3 separate regions of the Homo sapiens genome follow, and all the other regions are linked to region 1. A link is a loop called in an ENCODE intact Hi-C map of the cell type or tissue named here. Cell type or tissue: B cell. All regions are shown on one strand. Links, peaks and the distances in the headings refer to the core of each region. The heading gives the core; the rest is flanking DNA.

Region 1 (7,712 bases), core at 2,863-5,362:
ATTTTTTTAATGTTTAATTTTTGTGGGTTCATAGGAGGTATATATATTTATGGGGTACATGAGTTTTTTTGTTTTTTTTTTTTTGAGACAGAGTCTTGCTCTGTTGCCCAGGCTGGAGTGCAGTGGCACAGTCTCAGCTCACTGCAAGCTCTGCCTCCCGGGTTCATGCCATTCTCCTGCCTCAGCCTCCCCAGTAGCTGGGACTACAGGTGCCTGCCACCACGCCTGCCTAATTTTTTGTATTTTTAGTAGAGACGGGGTTTCACCATGTTAGCCAGGATGGTCTTGATCTCCTGACTTTGTGATCCGCCTGCCAAAGTGCTGGGATTACAGGTGTGAGCCACCATGCCCGGCCTCATGAGATGTTTTGATATAAGCATGCAATGCATAATAAAATCATATCATGGAGAATGGAGTATCCATCCCCTTAAGCATTTATCTTTTGTGTTAAAAACAATCCAATTACACTATTTTAGTTATTTTTAAATGTACAATTAAGTTATTATTTATAGTCACCCTGTTGTGCTACCAAATAGTAGGTCTTAAGGTCTTATTCTTTTTTTTTTTTTTTTTGTACCCATTAATCATCCCCACCTCCCTCCCTAAGGTTACTTTTTTTTGGTTGAGGGGAAAGGATCTTGCTATATCTCCCAGGCTGGAGTGCAGCCTTCACCCCCAGGGCTCAAGTGATCCTCCCACCTCAGCCTCCTGACTAGCTGGGACCACAGGTGCATGCCACGACTCCTGTCTAACTTTTTTTGTATTTTGTAGAGACAGTGTTTCAACATGTTGCCCAGGCTGGTCTCAAACTCCTAGGCTTAAGTGATCTGCCCACTGTGGCCTCCCAAAGTGCTGGGATTATAGGTGTAAGGTTACTTGTTTTTTTTTTTTTTTGAGTCAGAGTCTCACTCTGTTGCCCAGGCTGGAGTGCGTTGGTGCAATCTCGGCTCACTGCAACCTCCACCTCCAGGGTGCAAAAAGGTTCTCCTGCCTCAGACTCCGAAGTAGCTGGGATTACAGGCTCCCGCCACCACACTCAGCTAATTTTTGTATTTTTAGTAGAGACGTGGTTTCGCCATGTTGGCCAGGCTGATCTCGAACTCCTGACCTCAGGTGATCTGCCTGCCTTGGCCTCCCAAAGTGCTGAGATTACAGGCGTGAGCCACTGCGCCCCACCAGTTACATTTTAAAGAGAAAAAAAAGATGCTTATTGAAAGAACATTACTAACAACTGTCGAAATTGTGAAAGTGACAGCAAATCAGTAGAGTCAGTCAGTTGAGCCAGATAGCCTCTGAGTCTGTAGTTCTTTTTTTCTTTTTTTTTTGTCGCCCAGGCTGGAGTGCAGTGGCACAATCTCGGCTCACTGCAACCTCCGCCTCCCGGGTTCAAGCGATTCTCCTGCCTCAGCCTCCCCATTAGCTCGGATTACAGGCGCCTGCCACCACGTCCAGCTAATTTTTATATTTTTAGTAGAGACAGGGTTTCACTGTGTTGGCCAGGCTGGTCTTGAACTCCTGACCTTGTGATCCACCCGCCTCGGCCTCCCAAAGTGCTGGGATTACAAGTGTGAGCCACCGCGCCTGGCTGAGTCTATAGTTCTAAACAATCTTCAACACATAATAGAAAATGTGAAAGAGACAGACCCAGGTCCAAGAACGATCTGAACTTCTCCTGGAATTCATGATCAAGGTGGACAGCTAGAAGTATGTCAATGCCAGCAATTGTCCTCCTTTGGATTTAGCCCTCTAGGATTTTAATTTCCTTTTCTCTTGGATATTCTCTTATCTAAGGACAAGCCAGGCTCACCTTTCTTTTATTAAGTTACATATGCATAGCTGGCATATCACTTTCTTTGCCTTTCTTGGTTGGATTGGCATTTTCCCATGCACATATTTACATATATTTCTCACAATATATTTATATAAAATGAATTTCATCACTTTTTTATTGTTTGTTTTCCTCCTGTATTTGTGTTTGTTTTTTTCTTTTGAGACGGAGTTTTGCTGTTGTTGCCCAGGCTGGAGTGCAATGGTGTGATCTCGCCTCACTGCAACCTCTGCCTCCCAGGTTCAAGCAATTCTCGTGCCTCAGCCTCCAGAGTAGCAGGGATTACAGGTGTGTGCCACCACGCCCAGCGGATTTTGTATTTTTAGTAGAGACAGGGTTTCACCTTGTTGGCCAGACTGGTCTCAAACTACTGACCTCAAGTGATCCACCCGCCTCCCAAAGTGCTGGGAGCCACAGTGCCCTGCCCTCTGGTTTCTTTTATAATGAACACTTTAGGAATAAAAGCAACTACTCTTGCTTTGCTTGTGACTTTGTTTTGTTTTCTCCCTTTATGCCTCTCTCCTCTGAGACCTTCCCTTTCGGTCTGTTCCCGGATTAACATGCACAATCTGATGATGCCTGTCTTTCTACAGAAAGTATTTCTGTATAAATACTGGTTTACAAACCTACAGAACGCCTAGGAGTGCGAAGTAAGCACAGAAGTCTATCACTGGGAGGGAAAGAATAATCACAAGGGTTCCAATCCTAAACGGGAAGCCAAGGTAACAAGACCTAGCGTTTATTGAGCACTTACTATGTGCCAGGCAAGGTTCTAATGCCTTACAGTACATATTTACTAACCTATTTCGTCCCAACAGTCACTCTATTCAGACAGGTATTGCCCCAGATAAGAGAAACGGAACAGAAGCAGCTTGTCCAAGATCACACAGCAGAGCTGATTCCAGTGCCTGCGCTATATACTATTACATCCTCTTAGTCACTGAATTCTTCTGATTAATTTGGGAACATTTCCTGCCACAAACGAGTGAGTCAAGAGGTAGCTAAAGCATGGCACTGATTATTCAAATTGAGGTGCTCACCATGCTTCTAGAACCATGGATATGAGATGGCTTTACAGGCATGATCACTTTCAGACCCGCATTTTAGGAATGAGGAAACAGATTTTCGAGATGTTAATTTGCCCAAAGTCACCCAGCTAGCAAGCAGAAGAGCTGGGGCTGTTTGAATCCAAAGTCCACGGCACTCCTAACCGCTGCTCAACGCTGCCCCACAAGAACGTCCAGCTGGCAAGACCCGGGTGGGGCTCGTTGCTCTCCCCGCTTCACCTCCCTGCTTCACGGCCGGGGGTGTGCTGGCTAAGTTCGCTCATCTGCCAAGCTTCAGGACACAGACCTATGTGAGCAAGCGATAAACAAATGCAAATAAATGTAACTTTCCACATTAGCTAAAAATTCAGAGAACGTCAAGCCCAGGGAAATGGGACGGATCCCAGTTAGCCCGCGGCTCCAATCTGGTCCCCCCCCAACCCCGAGCCTCGCGGCGAGAAAGGAAGCGGCTCCGGATGGAGAGTAAAGTGACAATCGGAGAAGGGCAGGCTGCCTTTCCTCCCGGGGGAGCCAAGGGGACCTGCAGAGGGCGGTTTCTCTCCGCTTTTCCTGTCCCACCCCGTCGGCCTGCCCCCCACCCCCTCCGGCCTCTGCGCCAACCCCGCGCGCCACCCGCGGCTTCCTCCGCTCGGGGTCCTCGTTCGGCCTCTGCTGGCCTCCGCGACTCCGCGGTGCCCGCCCCCGTTGAGTTCAAAAGGACGCGCGGAGCGGCGCCGGCCCTTCACCAGCAGCCCGTCCGACTGGAAAGGTGAGCACGAGGGAAGGGCGGGGGCGCCGGAGAGCCGGGTCGCCCACATTCGCCGCAGCCACCTCGGCCGTGGCAGGAACCGAAACCCGGAGCGGCCGAAGCTCAGCGCTCCGCTGGGGCAGAGGGTCGCGGCGGCTGGGAACGCCGCTCCCCGACGCACCGGCCGCCCCCAGCGCAGCGCGCTCCGCGGGGTGCTGGTAACGCGGGGGGCTCGGGGCGGGGGCGGGGACGGGGGCGGGGCCGCGGGGCGAGGACCAACCCAGCCCGTCGCGTCCACCCCGCGTTCGCAGGGGCGTCGAGGATCTCCGGGGCGCGGGGCGCGGGCTGGGGCCCAGTGAGGCTTGGCAGGCTGTGCGCGGACCGCGCCCTGGACGGCGAAAGCAGGCCCGGAGGGGGCGGCCAGTCCGGCGTCCCAGCGTCCGAGGCGAGCCAGAAGGCGGCCCACGGCCGTCGCCTCCCGGTCCCGGCCCGGCTACTGCGCTGCGCCCACTCCGCTCTGGAGCCTGGGCGCGGGTCCTGACCTTCCCGGCCCTCTCCTGACACCTGGTGGATGGCGTCACCAGAACTCCTAGCTGTGGAACCCTAGGGTACCTGTTACCGCGCTTTGGCGAAACTGGGTTCGCTGCTGATTTGCGAACCTTTGCCTGACTTTCTCAGGCCTTGAGAGATCTAAGTAAATTTGGTGGCCCATTGAAAGGACCTGGAGAGAGCGTATGAAGGTAACACCCCGTCAAACTGCATGCGGCCTCAGACCTGCTCCTGTGGAGAGCTGTTGGTACCTGGAGCCTGAGGAGATATTCAGGGAAACCAGAAGAGGACAAGAGAAAAAGGGGAAGGGACTTGGGAGAACCTGGCACCAGAGGCTTTCCTGGGACTTCCAGGACTCAAAGCCATAGGGGCCCACCCGCTACATTCCTGTCTTTGCCCCTCTTCCTACAGATCTGCCTCTTCTCCAAGAAACTCAACCACTAGTGACAATGACCAGCCTCCTGACTACTCCTTCTCCAAGAGGTAGGTGAAGGCCTTTCCTAATCCCAGTGAGAAAGAATTGTTCAACATCCCCTTCCCCAGACCAGTCCTGGAAGCCTCAGCCCAGGTGGGAAGACTCCCACCTCTCTCTGCCTGCCTCACACAGGAAGGGCCTGGGAGGAAGCAGGAACTAGAGTGTGCCCCTTAGTACGGTTTTAATCTGAAGTCACATGGACATGGTGACTTCACAAATCTTTGTAACCTCGGTTTATCAAATAATTTTATGTCGGTAATCCCAGGACTTTGGGAGACTGAGACAGGAGGATCTCTTGAGGCTAGGTGTTTGAGACCTGCCTGGGGAACATAGTGAGACCCCATTGCTAATTCAAAAGAAAGAAAGAGGCCGGGCGTGGTGGCTCATGCTTGTAATGCCAGCAGTTTGGGAGGTCGAGGTGGGCGGATCATCTGAGGTCAGGAGTTTGAGACCAGCCTGGCCAACATGGTGAAACTCCATCTCTACTAAAAATACAAAAAAATTAGCCAGGCGTGGTGGTGCACGCCTGTAATCCCAACTACTCAGGAGGCTGAGGCATGGGAATCGCTTGAACCTGGGAAGCACAGGTGAGCCGAGATCGTGCCATTGCACTCCAGCCTGGGCAACAAAGTGAGACCGGTCTCAAAAAATAGGAAGGGAGGGAGGAAAGGAAAGGAAGGAAGGAAGGAAGGAAGGAAGATTATTGTATAAGCCTAAAGGAAGGGCTTTACATTCATCTGTCTAATAATTTATAGCTATGGCAAAGAATGTAGCAGAAACCCTTGTAATTAAATGTGGAAAAGGAATCTTCAAAGATAACAGGGAAATCATTTTTTAAAAACCTGCTAAAGATAGTATTGCTAACCTCTAAGCTCCGGTTTCATCATTCACAAAATAGGGAAAATAGTACCTATCTTATGATTTATGAAGATTAAATGAGACAACCCATATAAAACACCTAGAAGAGTGTGTAGTATCTCGTAAGCACTCAGTCACGTTGGTTATTAGCACTGAGTACTTGTTAGAAACCCATCTTTCCCTTGAAAGTGATTTTGCTGGCTTTCTCATTCCACTCCTCTGGTGATACAGACCCAGCATCAAAACCCCATTGTTCCCTGAAGGTGTGCGGAGGCCGGGCACTACTGCTCAGCACTCTGAGAATGGATGCCCACCTTTTAGTTCATCATCAGGCTGGGCCGGACAAACTATCAGTTATTTATTGACTGTTTTCAGCATGTGCTAGTTAGGGAGAGAGAGGAACAAACCCTTGGTTGGTCTATACACCTTTGTCTTCCTATACACAGTCACATTTGTCATTAGGACAGGCATTCTCTGCTTTTACTGATGTGGAAACAGGTGAGTGACACCACCAGTGGAAGTCTAAGACAGTGTCCTCTGTGACTGGTAATGCACACAATTCAGACTTTTAGTTGTCTGGTGAGAAGAGATAAAAGAGAGAAATGGCCAGGTATGGTGGCTCACGCCTGTAATTCCAGCACTCTGGGAGGTTGAGGCAGGCAGACTGAGCTCAGGAGTTCGAGATCAGCCTGGGCAACATGGCGAAACCCCATCTCTACAAAAAAATTTAAAAATTAGCCGGGCTTGGTGGTAGACACCTGTGGTTCCAGCTACTCCAAAGGCTTAGGTGGGAGGATCCCTTGAGCCCAGGAGATGGAGGTTGCAATGAGCCGAGATCATGCCACTGCACTCCGGCCTAGGTGACAGAGCAAGACCCTGTCTTAAAAAAAAAAAAAAAGAGTTAGGGGGACACGGAGTGGGGGGGGGGAATAGGTCAGCAAAGGCTTCATGGGTGGGTGAGGAAGGGGATCTGAGTCTTGCCCTTGAAAGACGGACAAGGTTCATACAGGCAAAGGGGCGCAGCAGGTATCTTAGAGAAACGTAGAATACCTTTTTCGTGTGTACCTGCTCTAGATAAAGGTAGAATACCTCATACCATGTGTGAAGCTACAGAGACGATTTACCCTGGAGGATGTTCAGGAAGCGGGTGGGCAGAGGACCTCCAGAATAATCCTGCCCACAAGGGAAAAAAGGTGATACCTTGGCAGCTAGCTGAGGGATTAGAACCTTGGCAAGGGGGAGCTGTTTACATTTTTTAAATTTTATTATTATTATTTTTGAGACCAAGTCTTGCTGTGTCACCCAGGCTGGAGTACAGTGGCTTAATTTCGGTTCACTGCAACCTCCGCCCCCTGGGTTCAAGCAATTCTCCCACCTTAGTCTCCCTAGTAGCTGGAATTACAGGCGTGCGCTACCACGCCTGGCTAATTTGTATACTTTTAGTGGAGACAGGGTTTCGCCATGTTGGCCAGGCTGGTCTCAAACTCCTGGCCTCAAGTGATCTGCCCTTCTCGGCCTCCCAAAGTGCTGGGATTACAGGCTCATGCCATTTTTTCTTTTTTAAAATTTATGGTAAAATAAACATAGTACAGGTATTACCATTTTAGCCATTTTTTCGCAGACAATTCAGTGGTAGAGTAGTCCCCGCTTATCCACAGGGGATTCATTCCAAAAACCCCAGTGGATGCCTGAAATCTCAGATAGTACTGAACCCCATCTATACTGTGTTTTTTCCTGTACATACATACTTATGATAAAGCTTAACTTGTAAATTAGGCACAGTAAGAGATTAACAATAATAATAAAATAGAACAACTATAACAATATACTGTAATAAGAGTTATGTGAAAATGGTCTCTCTCACTTAAAATGTCTTATTTACTATAGATCTTAGAAACCTCAGTACACAGTTCTTTTTTTTTTTTTCTTAAGTCAAGAACTTTCACCTTTTCACTTAAAGGAAGCACTTCTTGTTGGCATGTCCAAATTGCATCACTATTCTTGTGCTTTGGGGCCACTGTCATGTAAAATAAGGGTTACTTGAACACAAGCGCTGTGGTACTCTACTAAGCGTTTATAGCATGGACACAAAAGGATGATTCACTTTCCAGGCAGGATGGAGCAGGGTGTGAGATTTCATCACGCTACTCAGAACGGTACATAATTTAAAATGTATGAATTGTTCCTTTCTGGAATTTTCTTTTTCTG
Region 2 (7,712 bases), core at 2,914-5,413, 99 kb before region 1:
TCTGAGACAAGGCAAGTCCCTTCCCCTATGAGCCTGTAAAATCAAAAGCAAGTTAAGTCACTTCCTAGATACAATGGAGGTATAGGCATTGCGTAAATACAACCATTTGAAATGGGAGAAATTAGCCAAAACAGAGGGGCTACAGGCCCCATGCAAATCGAAAATCCAACAGGGCATTCATTAAGCCTTAAAGTTCCAAAGTGATTTCCTTTGACTTCGTGTCTCACATCCAGGTCACGCTGATGCAAGAGGTGGGCTCCCGTAGCCTTGGACGTGGGGGTTCTAAACTGTTAACTTTTCACCCTAAACTTTGTGACTCTGTGAGCTGCAAGTGCCCAGGTAGGCAACTCCTCTGACTAGCTAGACAAGTGACATAATGCCAGGCTGGCATAGGCAGCATCTAACAGGCAGAGTAGCCTGTGTTCAGTAGGGCAGAGTTGGCAGTAGCCCCAGTATCCCCTCCAGAGCACCCGCCCCTAGCAGGCCACCATATACACGTTCACCTTCTCTCTGTCTGTCCTGGACTTGTTGCCCTGGACTCTCTTCTAAAGCCAATTCTCTCCAAAGGCCAATTCCAGCATCTCTAAATCATCTGCATGGTCAGGACGCACTGGCTCACACCTGTAATCCCAGCACTTTGGGAGGCTGAGGTGGGAAAATCACTTGAGCCCAGGAGTTCAAGACCATCCTGGGCAACATAGTAAGACTCTGTCTTTACAAAAAAATAAAAAATTAGCTGGGCATGGTGGTATGTGCCTGTAGTCCCAGCTACTCGAGAGGCTGAGGTGGGAGGGTCACCTGAACTCAGGAGGTCAAGGTTGCAGTGAGCCCTGATCATGCCACTGTATTCAGCATGGGTGACAGAGCGACACCCTGTGTCAAAAACAAAAACAAAACAATCACCTGCCTGAAAAACCTAAGCTAGTCATTCTTATTTTTCTGGGTCCTGGCATCCTTTCAGAATCTGTTAAAATCCCTAGAATAGTGCACCACTGCCCACAATAATATGCAAAACCCACATTTTTGCATTTAATTCCAGGGAATTTGTGGACCCTATGATAAACAACCCTACCCAGAGGGCTTTCAGACGCTAGAGATACTTTAAGCAACATTCAGTTCAGTGAGGAAAGGAGGAAAAAACCCTCAGATCCATGGTCAGAAATCTCTGCCGTCCACAGTGGGATAAAATTTCCCACACGTTTGACTGTTTGATCAGATTAACCAGCTCTCATTACACACACACACAAACAGGACTGTGTCTCTGCCGAAATACAATGTCCCTGCTCTCTGACCTCCACTCCAGGCACCCAGTAGTAGCCCTATGAGAGTGAGTCTAAGGGCATTTGATACCATGGGGGAGGAGACCGCGTGCTGAGCTGGGGAGCTTTTTCTTCCCCACCTCTGAGTCAGAACCAGGGCACAGACCTCATTCCTGAGTGGCTAGGTCAGCAGCCAGGGTTCCCTCCCTGTCTGGCACACTCCACCAGCTTAACTAAATTAGAGGGAAAAAAAAGAAGAATGCAGGGCAATGGGTTAGTGAGTGAGTAATTAGGGAGCTCTTTTCACCGGAGTAGCCAGGAAAGACTACTCTTAGTACTCCCTGCAAAGGGAGCAGCCAACACAGAGGCCTGAGGCTTGACTTGTTAATGAGGCAGAAAGAAGACAGTGTGGCTTAAACAAAGTAAGCCAGGGAGCAGAAAGAGTGCTGGTGGAGTGGGTGTAAGGAGCCGGGCCCATGGCTCATGCCTGTTAATTCCAGCACTTTGAGAGGCCGAGGCAAGAGAACCCTTGAGGTCAGGAGTTTGGGACCAGCCTGGCCAACATGGAGAAACCCCGTCTCTACTAAAAATACAAAAATTAGCCAGGCATGGTGGTGGGCACCTGTAATCCCAGCTACTCAGGAGGCTGAGGCAGAAGAATTGCTTGAACCCCGGAGGCGGAGGTTGCAGTGAGCTGAGATCACACCATTGCACTCCAGCCTGGGCGACAAGAGCAAAACTCCATCTCAAATAATAATAATAATAATAATAATAATAATAATAATAATAATAATTTTTTAAAAGGCTAGCGGGACCAAATTGTGAGACCTCCGTAAGCCACCGACAGTGTTTGGATTTTTCATGTGTGTATGTAGTAAAAGGCACGACATAAAACGTATCATCTTCACGGTTTCAGTCCACAGTTTATTGATTTTAAATGCATTCACATTATTGTGCAACCATCTCCGGAACTTTTTTTTTTCCCTTTTTTAATAAGATGGGGTCTCACCATGTTGACCAGGCTGGTCTGGAACTCCCAGCCTCCCAAAGTGCTAGGATTACATGCGTGAGTCACCACAACCAGCCAATAACTTATTTTTTGTCATCCCAAACTGAAATTCTGTACCTATTAAACATGAATTCTCCACGCTGTCCTCCCCACAACCCCTGGCAACCACCCTTCTACTTTCTGTCTCTATGAATTTGATTATCATAAGTGGAATCATACAGTATTTGTCCTTTTGTGACTGGCTTATTTCACTTAGCATAATGCCTTCAAGATTCATCCATGTTGTAACATTTGTCAGAATTTACTTTATTTTTTTTGAGATGGAGTTCGTTCTTGTTGCCCATTGGCGCAATCTTGGCTCACCGCAACCTCCACCTCCTGGGTTCAAGTGATTCTCCTGCCTCGGCCTCCCGAGTAGTTGGGATTACAGGCACGTGCTGGCTAATTCTGAATTTTTAGTAGAGACAGGGTTTCTCCGTGTTGGTCAGGCTGGTCTCGAACTCCTGACCTCAGGTGATCCACCCACCTTGGCCTCCCAAAGTGCTGAGATTACAGGCGTGAGCCACCAAACCCGGCCCAGAATTTACTTTTTAAGGCTGAATACTATTCTATTGTATGTATACACCACATTTTGTTTGTCCGTTCATTCGCTGATGGACACTGAGGCTGTTTCTGCCTTTGGCTATCGTGACTAATGCTGCTGTGAACATTGGTGTGCAAATATCCAAGTCTCTGCTTTCAGCTCTTCAGGGTATATGCCCAAAAGTGGAATTGCTGGATCATATGGTAATTCTGTCTTTAGTTTTTTTTAAGGAACCATCATACCTTTCCATAAGGAAACACCATGGATTTGTTTTTAAATACAATTTGAAGCCGCTGTAGTGACATGATCTGATTTATGATTTTTAGAGAGAATTTTACTTCTCACAGTAGCTGCCGTGTCAAGAATAGATTGAGGAGAGTGGTATAGAAGGCAGAAAAGCAGTGACTGTGGGGATGAGAGAGAGAGCTGGCAGTACCTGCAGATGTGCTGATTGTGGAAGGGGACAGCAGGGGGGATTCTAGCATGACTTCCAGGTTAGAGCAGCTGGAGGGATGCTGGCACCGTGTACTGACGTGAGGGAGACTGGGGGGCAGATTTGCAGGGGAAATTCAGAGCCTGTTTTGGGCATATGTTGAATTTTCCATTTTGTTCCACATCCAAGTGAAGATGGCAAGGTCAGGAAGGAATCCCTGGGAGCCATCTGCATGATACTTCAGATCATGGAACTGAGTGCGGTGTCTGTGTTGGCATCCCAGGGGTCTTGTGGACTTGAGTTGTGAGGAGTGAAGCTGGTTGGGGTGGTGGGGTGTTGAACCTAAGTTGGAAGGCTGTCACGGCGGGGACATGAGTGTGTGGCTGGGCTCACCGGTACAGCTATGCTCAGCTCCAGTCTCCTCAGTTCTGGGTCTGTCCAGTAGGTCTGGGGGTGGAACAGGTGGAGTATCACGAGGGGCATTGCTTAGGGGAGTTGTCTCCCCAGAAGGGCTTGAGGCCAGAGGCTGGAAGCCTCTCAGGCTGAGAATCCCTGGGTCTGGCCTCACCAGACTGGAAGGAAGGCGTGGGAGAAGGGCTTTGTAGTGCTCGGGGCCCCCCCTGAGGTTCACAGCTCAGTGCTTCACTGTCTCTCACCACAAAACCCACTTCCTATGATGTTTTGTCCGTGGGTTATCTCCACTACCGTGAACTTCCTGTGCGCAGAGCTGGGCAAGCTCTCGGGGAAACACAGCAGCCATGCTGAGGAGCCTGGGCTTCCTCCCTCCTTCCTGTCAGGGCCAGCACCCGGGGCTGCAGGTGCACTATGAGTCTCAAAGGGCAGGACCCAGACCAGGCCCCTCCCTTCCCAGAACAGCATCTGGCACCTGGCAGCACATTGACAGACATTTGTGGAGTGAGTGCTGGGCTGAGGCTGCTGCATGAGGCTGATTTTGATTCCTGAGGTCCTGGCCCCCAGAGATAAGAGGCCTCATTCCTGGAGTTAAGTAAGATACAGCCCCCTCCTCAGATGACTGCCTGAAGAATCCATTCATAAATGAGCGCCATGTCATAATCACCTCACCTGTCTGTCCAGTAGGATTGAAGAAGGAAAAAGTGGGCGGGGCGTAGTGGCTCACGCCTGTAATTCCAACTCTTTGGGAGGCCGAGGCGGGCAGATCACTTGAGGTCAGGAATTCGAGACCAGCCTGGCCAACATGGTGAAGCCCCATCTTCACAAAAAATACAAAAAATTAGCGGGGCGTGGTGGCAGGTGCCAATAATCTCAGCTACTTGGGAGGCTGAAGCAGGATAATTGCTTGAACCCAGGAGGTGGAGGTTGTGGTGAGTCGAGATTGCACCACTGCACTCCAGCCTGGGCGACAGAGTAAGACTCTGTCTCCAAAAAAAAGAAGAAAAAAAAAAAAAACATGGAAAAAAAAAGAAGGAAAAAGCTGAAATTCCAAATTATAGAGACTTTCCTTCTCCTAGGCGCCACTCTCCAGGACAGTGACTAAAGAACAGCTTCAACAAACCCCTTTCTCTCCCTTTCCCTCCCGGGATCTCACACACAGGGAAATGGCAAGGCCTTGGGTGACTGCGAGAGGAAGCAGAGACCACCTTGAAACTCGGGTGCATTAAGTCCTTGGCCTTCTCATCTTAATCTGCTCCAGAATAAAAAAATTTAAAAAAAAAAGTCCGTGGCCTCACTGGTGGTCAAGAGACCACCTTGAAACTCAGGTGCATTAAGTCCTTGGCCTTCTGATCTTAATCTGCTCCAGAATTAAAAAATTAAAAAAAAAAAAAATTCCATGGCCTCACTTCCCCTGGAGGGAGAAGGTGGGGAGTCCTCACATGCAGACTGGCTAGGATCCTGCTGCTGCCCTTTGTGCTTCTGCCACCCTGGGCTAGTCACTTTGAGTCTTACTTTCCCCATCTATAAACACTGGGGACAATACTCCCTGTTTCATAGAGTTGTTAACTATCATAGAGAAGATTAAATAAAGAAGTCACCATGAAGACACCTACCTCACCCACACCGGCACACACTCCAGCTCAGTGCTGGGTTATTGTGTGCGTGCATTTGTGGGAGATCAATTGCATGCAACCCCCTAAGCTGCTTAATTTCAGGACCTGCCGTTTGTAGAATGCTGCATTCAGAGCAAGGCCCAAGCTCTGGGCTGATCCCACAGTCCAAAAGGAAAAGGACACACAATTGTCACATCTGTCCCCCACATCTGAAACTGCAGGCAACTCCATTCTGCACAGAACAGAACCGTGGCAGAGATAAACCAAAATGGCAGTTAGTAAAACATAGTAAGGTTTGGAATTCGGTATGTTTCAAGATGGACTGCTTCAGAATAGAGCTATTCTTCGTTTGTTTTTTGTTTTGAGACAAGTCTTGCTATGTCACTCAGGTTGGAGTGCAGTGGCATGATCTCAGCTCACTGCAACCTCCACCTCCTGGGTTCAAGCAGTTCTCCTGCCTCAGCCTCCCGAGTAGCTGGGTTTACAGGTGTGCGCCACCACACCTGGCTAATTTTTGTTTGTTTGTTTTTGGTTTTTTTGAGACGGAGTTTCGCTCTTGTTGCCCAGGCTGGAGTGCAATGGTGCAATCTCGGCTCACTGCAACCTCTGCCTCCCAAGTTCAAACGATTCACCTGCCTCAGCCTCCCGAGTAGCTGGGATTACAAGCATGCGTGCCCAGCTAATTTTGTATTTTCAGTAGAGACAGGGTTTCTCCATGTTGGTCAGGCTGGTCTCGAACTCCCAACCTCAGGTGATCCACCTGCCTCCGCCTCCCAAAGTACTGGGATTACAGCCATGAGCCAGCGCGTCTGGCCTAATTTTTGTATTTTTAATAGTGGCAGGGTCTCACCATGTTGGCCAGGCTGGTCTCAAATTCCTTGGCTCAAGTGATCCATCTGCCTTGGCCTCCCAAAGTGCTGGGATTACAGGAGTGAGCCACCGTGCCCAGCCAGAATAGAGCTATTGTTAATGCTCTGAGGATTTCAGACTAAATTACAGGGCCATGAACTAAAACTCTTCTTTGAAAGGAGCTGGAGGTCTCAGTAGAGACATCTTCCCTTCAAAAAGCTTTCCCCGCTCCTCAAATCCAGGAGATTTGGCCCTTCTTTGGGACCCACACCCCAGCACTACCTCTGTTAGATCATGGATCACCTGCCCTGGAATTGCCTGTTTCCTGGTCAGCCTTGCTTCTGGGTGGTTTGTTCCTTAGGACAAATGGTCAAGCCGGCTGGGCTCGCCACTGTGCCTGGTCCGTGGTAGGTGCTTGGTGCAAGTATTTTCTTAATATAATTAAAAAGCTGCTGGGCATGTTTTCACCTTAAAGAATTCTATCTGCAGAGGAGGTTACAAAGGGGATTAGAGTCAGATGTCCTGCTGCTGATCCAGCAAGCAAGGAGTCACCATTTGTGTATGCCCACCCATCGACGTTACCGTGAAGAGCCTGGGAGACAGGGAATCCTAGACACTGGAAAACAACCGTGCAATGGAGCTGTGGAATTGCAGCTCTGGAAGATGGTGGCTGAGAGGGTGGAGAAACTGAGGGAGGCATCTGAGAGCCTCTGTCAGAATTTTGTACTTGGGCCGGGCGTGGTGGCTCATGCCTGTAATCCCAGAACTTTGGGAGGCCAAGGCAGGCGAATCACTTGAGGCCAGGAGTACGAGACCAGCCTGGCCAATATGGTGAAATGCTATCTCTACTAAAAATGTAAAAATGAGCCAGGCATGGTTGCACACACCTGTAGTCCTAGCTACTCAGGAGGCTGAGGCAGGAGAATCACTTGAGCCCAGGAGGTGGAGGTTGCAGTGAGCCAAGATCACGCCATTGCACTCCAGCCTGGGTGACAGAATGAGACTCCATCTCAACAACAACAACAAAAAGTTTGTACTTGATACGTGACCACAGAAACACAACTCTGAGGTGCTGTCCCTGACATTAGAGAGGGTGCCCAGGTGAACAGGCATAGGATCTAGCACCACAGAGCCAGAGCCCTGGTGAGGCAGTTTTGACCACAGACAGGGCTTCTTTCTTCCTCTCCCCATCTTCCCTGTTAACCTCCTTCCCCAGCTCCGGCTTCTGTGGAATGGCTCAGTACAGCAGGTGTTGGGGGTTTAAAATTCAGGCCTGCTAGAGGCCTGAGAGCCCCTAGCTTGGTGCCCACAGGGGATTGGGTATACAGCAAAGTGGTGGACTGGCCACAATGACACTGTCCCTTCCAGAGCACCTAAAGGAGAAGCTGGAGCAGTACGTGAAGCAGCTGCAGGTGGTGAGGGTGGTGCGGCAGGAGGAGCGGAAGGGGCTGATCACCGCCCGGCTGCTGGGGGCCAGCGTGGCACAGGCGGAGGTGCTCACGTTCCTGGATGCCCACTGTGAGTACCAGGGCACCGGCCTGGGTGTAACCTG
Region 3 (7,712 bases), core at 2,914-5,413, 260 kb before region 1:
TGGGCACAAGAAACAGATCATCCTTATGGAAGAATTCCAAATAATATAAGTAGATAAATTCATCTTAGGAAGTGGAGGTTAATTCTTGCCCCCCACCCTTGAGTGTGGGCTGGACTTACTCACATGCCAAGAATATAGTAATGAAAGGAAAAAAACAGTAACTTTATGGTGGAGACACTTGACAAACGCTGCCTAAACCAGTGAGTTCGGGTTAACTTCATCAGTGATAAGTGATGTTAATATCATACCCTCCAATAAGGTGTGATGAGAAGGGCCCTTCGCCTCTGTTGTATTCCTCCCAAAAACCCATAGACCCATTCTAATAGTGAGCAAAACACCAGAAAAACCGAAATTGAGAGAGTCTTCAAAATATCTCACCAATACTTCTGAAAATTGCCAAGGTCATGAAAAACGTGGAAAGACAGAAATTATCGCAGACCAGATGTGGCGGCTAAGGAGACAGGATGACTAAATGCAAAGCCGGACCCTGGATTGGATCCTGGTACTAAAAACCATAAAAACTACCAAAATCCAAATTAAGGCCGGGCGTGGTGGCTCACACCTGTAATGCCAGCACCTTGGGAGGCTGAGGCGGGTGGATCACCTGAGATCAGGAATTCGAGATCGGCATGGCCAACATGGTGAAACCCCATCTCTGCTAAAAATACAAAACTTAGCCGGTCATGGTGGCACGTGCCTGTAGTCCCAGCTACGTGGGAGGCTGGGACAAGAGAATCACTTGAACCTGGGAGGCAGAGATTGCAGTGAGCCGAGATCGTGCCACTGCACTCCAGCCTGGGCGACAGAGCGAGACTCCTCAAAAAAAAAAAGTTAAGTCTAGAGTTCAATTGAGTCATGTACCAATGCTGTTTTCTCAGTTTTAACAAATGTAGCAGGGCACTGAAAGATGTTAGCTTTAGAGAAAACAGGGTGAGGGGAAATAGAGGAACCCTTATATTATCTTTACAACTGTTCTGTAAATTTAAAATTATTCCAAAATAAAAAGTTTACTACTATATATATGTATATATGTATATATACTAATATATATGCATGAAGATAATCCGCGTCCAGATTCTGTACCTTCGTTTCAGGGGCTTTGACACTTTTCTGACTGGAAAAGACTCTTTCAGTTATAACCTACTACATACACATGTATATATCTGCAACAGAAATGTCCCCAGACAATCCCCACTGTATTACTCCCGGTGCACTATGATGTTTCTTTTCTACTCTATTCCGTTTCATTTGTTTTAGTGCTGGTCTCACCTGTGGATGAGCCTCTCCCTGGGACTCTGCCCCACGTGGCCTCATCTCCACCAAGCCCCCGCACACTGCCAAGACCCAGGGCTTCCGTGCTGGGACCCACTTTACCCAGAGATGGAATCTTTATTTGTGTCTCCGCCCAGACACCACCCCTTCCGAAAGGCCTCCCCTGCCTACCCTGGCTAAAGGCACACACCTCACATATAACCCCATCATTCTCCGTCCCCTTACCCTCTTTCTGTGTCTTTGTGGCACTGATCACAGCCTGCTCTTATGTCACATACATGTGCCATGTGTTCGCTTACTGGCTTTTCCCTGTCTAGAAAGTCAGCGGCATGAAACCAGGACTGTTATCTGTTTGGCTCCCTGCTGTGTCCTACTGCCTGGTGCACAGCAGCCACGAAATAAATATCACTTCACTGTAGAATTCTCCAAGTTTCTAAATACAAGTCAAGAAAACATGACTTGACTAAACCTGGGACTTCCTTCCTTTTCCCTCCTAAGGATGGACAGCCCCGGCTTCCCTGGCTGCTTGCATGACAGCTCTGTTCTCTGCTGCCTGCACCATCCCCCCCCGCCCCCGCCCCGCCACCAGTGTGTGTGCAGCTTTTATGGAATAATCAGCCTCTCTTTGCTTGCGTTTGGCTATTCCTGCAGCCTTCTTGGCAACCTTTTTTTTTTTTTCCAGCAAGAATAAGCGAGGAAAGAAAAGTGGGAGAGGAGGAAGAGGAAGAGGAGGAAGGGGAGGAGAAAGACAAGGCTCTGGTTTTCCCCAGCACCATTTCTCTTGCACTGAAGAATTGTCACTCTTGGCCATCAGGTTTCTACAAGCTCACCCAGTCCATATCCCTGACTTTGACATGCTCTGCCAGTGTCTAAATTATTTCTGCATAAAATGACTTAGGGGCTCTCTTTGACTACATTCAGTAGCTCAGTGTTTTCTGGATGCAAATTGCTCCTACCTCTTAAAGGCTGTACTTTACTCCCCCTTTCGACCATTGTGGAGGGAGAGTTACTGTTAATTTCCTAATAATTATGGGCTCTACAAGGGGGATTCAATTGTTAAGTAGAAAAAAAGAGGAATATAGCAATGTGAGCAACATACACAGAATATTAATGTTTGTTTAAAAGGAGAAGTTGGAGAATATGTATTTAGTTTTTGATTGGAAATACATAAAATGCACAGAAAATATACAGAAGAAATGATAACATTGTTTCCCTCTGGAAAGTTCCTTGAGAGCAGAAAAACTTTATAGTTAGCTATTCTAAGCATTTAATCACCAACTAATTTGCCCATGCAGGTGGACAAGAAGGTAAATTCAAATTGTGTTGAAGAAAAGAAAGCAGTTTGTCTCTGGGTGCTTTGTCTGCTTATGAAAGGTGAGGACTCTGATATCATCTAGGGTGAAACTGTTGTGAAGCAGATGGAGGAAATTGATCTTTGATATTAAAGGCCATTTTAAGAACTTTGTAAGCCCCAGAGACTCCTAGTTTTATTATAGCAAATATATTAAAACACACTCATATCCTATGTTAAATATAATTTGCCCTATAATTTTTTTTTTTTTTTTTGAGATAGGGTCTTGCTCTGTCACCCAGGCTGGAGTGCAGTGGCACCAACACGGCTCACTGCAGCCTCTACCTCCTGGGCTCAAGCGATCCTCCCACCTCAGCCTCCTGAGTAGATGGGACTACAGCTACTCAGGAGGCTGAGTAGAGAAGGTCCCACCATGTTGCCCAGGCTGGTCTTGAATTCCTGAGCTCAAGTGACCCACTACGCCCTGGCCTCCCAAAAGTGTGCTGGGATTATCCACCGTGCCTGACCCTGCCCTGTAAGTTTGAAAGGAATTTTATAATTTTGCTTTGGAAATTATTTGGCGATGAGTAATATTTAATTTATTATTGGCTACGATTACTCAGGAGTCACCATCTCTACCCAGGAATTCTTAAGAAGTGAAAAAAATCTAACCCACAAAATTCTTTTCAAATGGAATAAATATTTATAAATACTAAATTTAACAATTAATGAAATTGACAATGTTATGTTTTACTGATGTCTAATTAAGCATTTATAAATTTTGTTTTACTGGGCTTTTTTTTTTTTTTTTTGGCATTTGGACCCAGTAACTTCTTTTTGGGTCCACAAGATAAAATGGCACTATTGATATGTGTCCCCCACCTGTTCTTCTGGAATCTCTACCCCAGGGTAAATGGGACTTTATTACCCTCCTGCCTCCCTCCAACCCCCCAGCCCCTCCCCAGCTTTATCCAGTCAACTCTCTTCAGAAGTTCCTCATGCTCAACTTTTTCCTCTTTTTTTCTTTACCCTTCTTCCTTTTCTCATCTTTCTTTGGCACCCAAAACATTTCTGATAACACCTCGGCTCTCCGCACTCTGAGCTCTATTAATTTGCTAATGTCCTAAATGTTTAATGACTCACAGTCCAGGCAACTTGGTTATGTCTTTTCATAGTTACATTTTAATTGGGCCTTTTTAGAGATACAACACTTGAATTCAAAAGGCTCTCTTTAATGATGTGAATTTAGGGCTTAGTTGTGGGAGATATTTCTAGGGAGGTGCAAAATCCTTTGGGAGTAAATTCCAGCAACAAAAAAAATCCTCTTCCCCTGGGAGCTCACAGATGAGCTGAGGAGGTAACATGTAATGCATAACCAGGACATAAGGTAGACGGCACCATTAGGGACGCGTAGAGGAAGGGCGTGGGGGCTTACAGCAGAGAGCTTGCTTTCAGCTGCGGGAATCAGAGGAGGTTACCTGGAGGAAGCGACATTTGAGTTGGACCCTAAAGGATGGGTGGGGTTTGGAGCCCTGGTGCTTCTGGCTCACTCCTTCCCTTCTAACCAGCTGCCGTTCATGAGTTCCTCCAGCAGAGGGCAGGCATAGCAAAGACGGGAAGGAGAGTCCGATTCTTCAGCCCAGTCTTGAGTGGGGCTTTGCATGCCCAGAACTGTCTAGACGGCTTTCTGGGTTTACTAAGAAGGGGCGGTAACTGAAACCTGGTGCCACCTGCCCTGGTGCCACCTCTCCATGGACACTAAGGTGCCCTTTCTAGAGCAGTCAGGCCGGGCAGGTTTGGGCAGTCCAGCCTGGGGAAGGGGAGAGGACTGCCTTTCTGGGTTGCCATGGGAGTTTATTCCCCACTCTCCCTAAGGAACTGGGAGCCGAGGTATGGGTTGCTTTGGTGCTTAAAGTATTTCTCTGTCTATGGTCAGATGAGACAATAATTCATGCTCAAGTGGTTTACTAAGGAAATATTCCCAAGAAAATATTATAAGGAAGTGGGGACAGTAGAATAGGGAAAGAGTAAATGCCAGGCAAGTGTCTGATTTGGGGTGAAGTCCCAGCCTCAGCCTGATGCCTGAGGGAGCTCCAGGGGCGTGCCTTGCAGCACAGAGTTTGCCCTCCCTCAGGGCAAAGGAACAGGGCTTTGTACTGCTGCACCCATCAATGGCTGACCACGGCTGCCCCAGGGGGACGTCAACTGGCAGCCCCTTCCAGTTCTTGGTGCATCTGGGTGACTTAGCCCCAGGAGCCCGTGCTTTATCGTCTGAAGACAGGTGTTGATAGGAGCCATCGACAGTGAACATACACAGCTGGAAAGGGGATCTGAGGACAGCTGGGTGCGGCTCCGACCGCCTTTGCTACTCTCTCCAAGGCCCCTTCTATTTATCCAGTCTCCCCATGACCAAAGACTTTGTCTTGCAGACAGAACTACCACTGGGGAAACCCAGGAAGATTCCAAGCCCTCTTGTCTTTTCAGAAGAGATCATTTCTGGTCTCTCAGCACCTCTGGTCTTGCTCTGGGGAACCTGTATTTTTATTGCAGGAGTCCTCACCTCTGTCCCCTAATCCCTTCTACCCCAGCTCCTCAAAATGCATCCCTTCAGAGTTCTCCACCCTCAGCTAATTGTCAGTTCGGGCATTGACGTTCCCCATGGATGCATTAATGGCAGAGAGATGCTCTGACAGGCACTGTGTTTTACCCAGCTCTCCCTTCTGTTACCACTCAAGTGGGAGCTCTCCGAGAGCAAGGGCTGTTTCTCATTCCTTGCCCAGGCCTGCCTGATGGAGTGGGTCTCTAAGTGCAGTTCCTGGACCTCCAGCATCAGGCTCACGGCAAGTGCGTTTTATAATCTTAACTTCCCCGCCAGCCCCCATCCCACCGCACACACACAAAAGGGGTCTGGAAATCAGCCTCTTTCACAAACTTCCTAAGTAATTCTGGTGCTCATTAAAGAATGAGAGCCATGGCCCAAGCACTCAAGGGGCAAATGAGTCCTCCAGAGAACTTTCAGGAACCCCCATGGCACACTTTCACCTTTGTCAAGCCACATCTCACCTTCTCAAGGAGCCCCACCCCCGTCCCAGTGCTCCTGATCCCCTGTACCTATTCTACTTCTTCCTACCATAGCATTATCACCTTTTTCATTATGTGTATCGCTTAGTCTCTCACCTTCCCCCATTAGAACATGAGCTCCATGAGGGCAGGGATCTTTGTCTGGCTGACTGCTATGTCCCAGTGCCTGGAATGCAGTATCCACACATGGTTGGTGTTCAAAAACACGTGTTGCATGAATGAATGAAGTAATTGTGTGGAGAGGCATCAGAGTAACTGAAGACAAAGATCATTACAAATTATCCACTTCTAAACTTCTTTGATAACAGACATTGCATTATCTGTGCCCTGAGACCCCCCTCAGATTCAATGACTTACTGGCAGGACTCACAGGACTCCGAAAAGCTGATATACTCACAGTTATGGTTCATTACAGGGAAAGGATACAGATGAACATCAGCAAAGGGACAAAGTAGGTGGCGATGTCCAGGAGAAATCAGGCAATCAGGCTCAACCTTCTAGGTGTCCTCTCCCAGTGGGCCTGACGGGAATGCAGTTAATTCCCCCAAAAACTATGCATGACAACACGTGCAAAATATTACCAACCAGGGATGAGCCTTGTTGTCCAGGGGTTTTATGTGGTGGCAGTACCCACATGACTTATTTTAGCCACTCAGTCTCTAGTTCCCCACGCTACTGAGAGGTCAAACTGTTGGTGCACAGCCCAGGCAGGGCCTTAGGCATACAAAACCAGACATTCACCATAAATCACTTTATTAGCACAAACTGGTCAGACTGATAGTGTGGCCTAAGGCCTGGGGCATAGAAAAAAAGTCAACCAGGCAGGATCTTCCAAGGGCTCAAAGGTCACCTCCCAGGAGCCAGTCAAGGGCCCAGTCCTTTCTTTGGAATGTGCAAGGTTTGAGCAACCCATACCTGCTGCGTTAACCCTTTCCTGCGCAGACACCAGTAAGCAGATTCTCAACATGGCCCCAACTGAGACTGTTCTGTAATTAATCTATGTGGTTGGTATTGGTCTGACTTCTCCCCAGATATTATTGTGCCTAATTAAGTTATACTTGCAGGCTAACTTACCTCAGGGTTGGGTCATATATTCATTTCACAGGGTTAATGAGCACGTACTGTGTGCTAGATATGGTGCTTTATGGGGAATGCAAAAATGGACATGGCAGACATGGTCCGTGTCTCAGGAAGTTTAGTCTAGTCTAGTTACAGGTCAGTTCTTGGACTTTGGCATATGAAGGATTCCTTGGAGATAACAACCCACTCTGAGGGCAAGCAGGAAGAAGAGATGACTGTGGAGTGAAGATGATGAAGGTGCGGGAGAGAAAGCCTCTTCCCTGTCATTAGCTCTGCCCTTTGAACCTTCAGCAAGCAGATCCTGGGAGATTCCTGTGGCTTGTCTGAGGCACTGGAGATTTGCTTGGAGCAAGGCTGCCTTCCAAGATAAAGGGCAGCCAGGAAAAACCTTAATGCTCTATCCATATTTATGTATCAAATACTTACATGGCACCTACTATGTGCCGGATGCCATTCCCAGCATTCTGCAGATATTAGCTCACCACCATGCCAAACCCCTGCCTGTAGCTCCTGGCACATTCCTGATGCTCTGCGGGCTGTGTGTCCTGGGGAGAGCAGCAGATGTCACCATGCCCTCAGAACCTCTCCTGGTTCTCGTGCTTTCTTACTCTCATATGCCCATCCCATCCCAGGCTCATGCCCTCCTTTGCCTTGTGTCCTCAGGAATGCCCTGTCTTTTGTGAGCACACTCCCCTATGTTCTTGAGCTTTCCTGCTAACACTTCTGGAGCTTTGCTTTCACTGAAGCCTGACTTTCCCCAGGATATACTGATGCTCAGCTCAGGTACTCGATGAGCCAGTGACAGATCAGTCTGAAGTCTGAAAAGCAGGCAAGGGCAGTAGTAAGGACAGAAACAGGAATTCAAGAGGAAAACACCCAAGGGCAGATCAAGAGGTCCCAGAGTCCCTGAGACTCCCTCAGCAGAGCCAGCACCTCAGATTATGTTCCTCTGCATCATTTCTGTATCTCAGCTCAGCAACAGCTCTGC

Evidence for each region. Peaks named below come from ENCODE experiments on the same cell type or tissue, not always from the same donor. Only the 100,000 strongest peaks of a DNase experiment are listed, where the experiment ranks them.
Region 2: it touches region 1 in a loop (11-fold over the local background); 2 of 110 quality-filtered maps call a loop at or near these places.
Region 3: a loop joins it to region 1, with 16 times the contacts of the local background. A loop is called at or near these places in 12 of 110 quality-filtered maps.

Annotation. Positions count from the first base shown.
Region 1 is chr12:51,266,187-51,273,898 of GRCh38, reverse strand. It overlaps SMAGP (small cell adhesion glycoprotein), which reads left to right and starts at 3,484. Exons shown (of 4, transcript NM_001031628.2): 1 at 3,484-3,643; 2 at 4,583-4,654. The coding sequence starts at 4,621. RefSeq lists silencers at 3,426-3,505, 3,546-4,215 and an enhancer at 3,310-3,810. In B cell, for the core only: a CTCF peak has its summit at 4,225 (motif pointing left); DNase peaks (open chromatin) are centred at 3,668 and 4,198; H3K4me3 peaks cover 1,818 bases; H3K27ac peaks cover 1,717 bases.
Region 2 is chr12:51,365,396-51,373,107 of GRCh38, reverse strand. It overlaps GALNT6 (polypeptide N-acetylgalactosaminyltransferase 6), which reads left to right. Exons shown (of 12, transcript NM_007210.4): 5 at 7,529-7,678. Among named protein-coding and RNA genes, the nearest start is that of GALNT6, 22 kb to the left of the region's middle. RefSeq lists enhancers at 1,228-1,794, 3,633-3,782. In B cell, for the core only: no CTCF peak of the experiment used is centred there; a DNase peak (open chromatin) is centred at 4,017; H3K4me3 peaks cover 1,220 bases; H3K27ac peaks cover 1,047 bases.
Region 3 is chr12:51,528,540-51,536,251 of GRCh38, reverse strand. No RefSeq gene overlaps it. Among named protein-coding and RNA genes, the nearest start is that of SCN8A, 59 kb to the left of the region's middle. RefSeq lists an enhancer at 3,991-4,050. In B cell, for the core only: CTCF peaks have their summits at 3,956 and 4,157 (motif pointing right); a DNase peak (open chromatin) is centred at 4,161; H3K27me3 peaks cover 646 bases.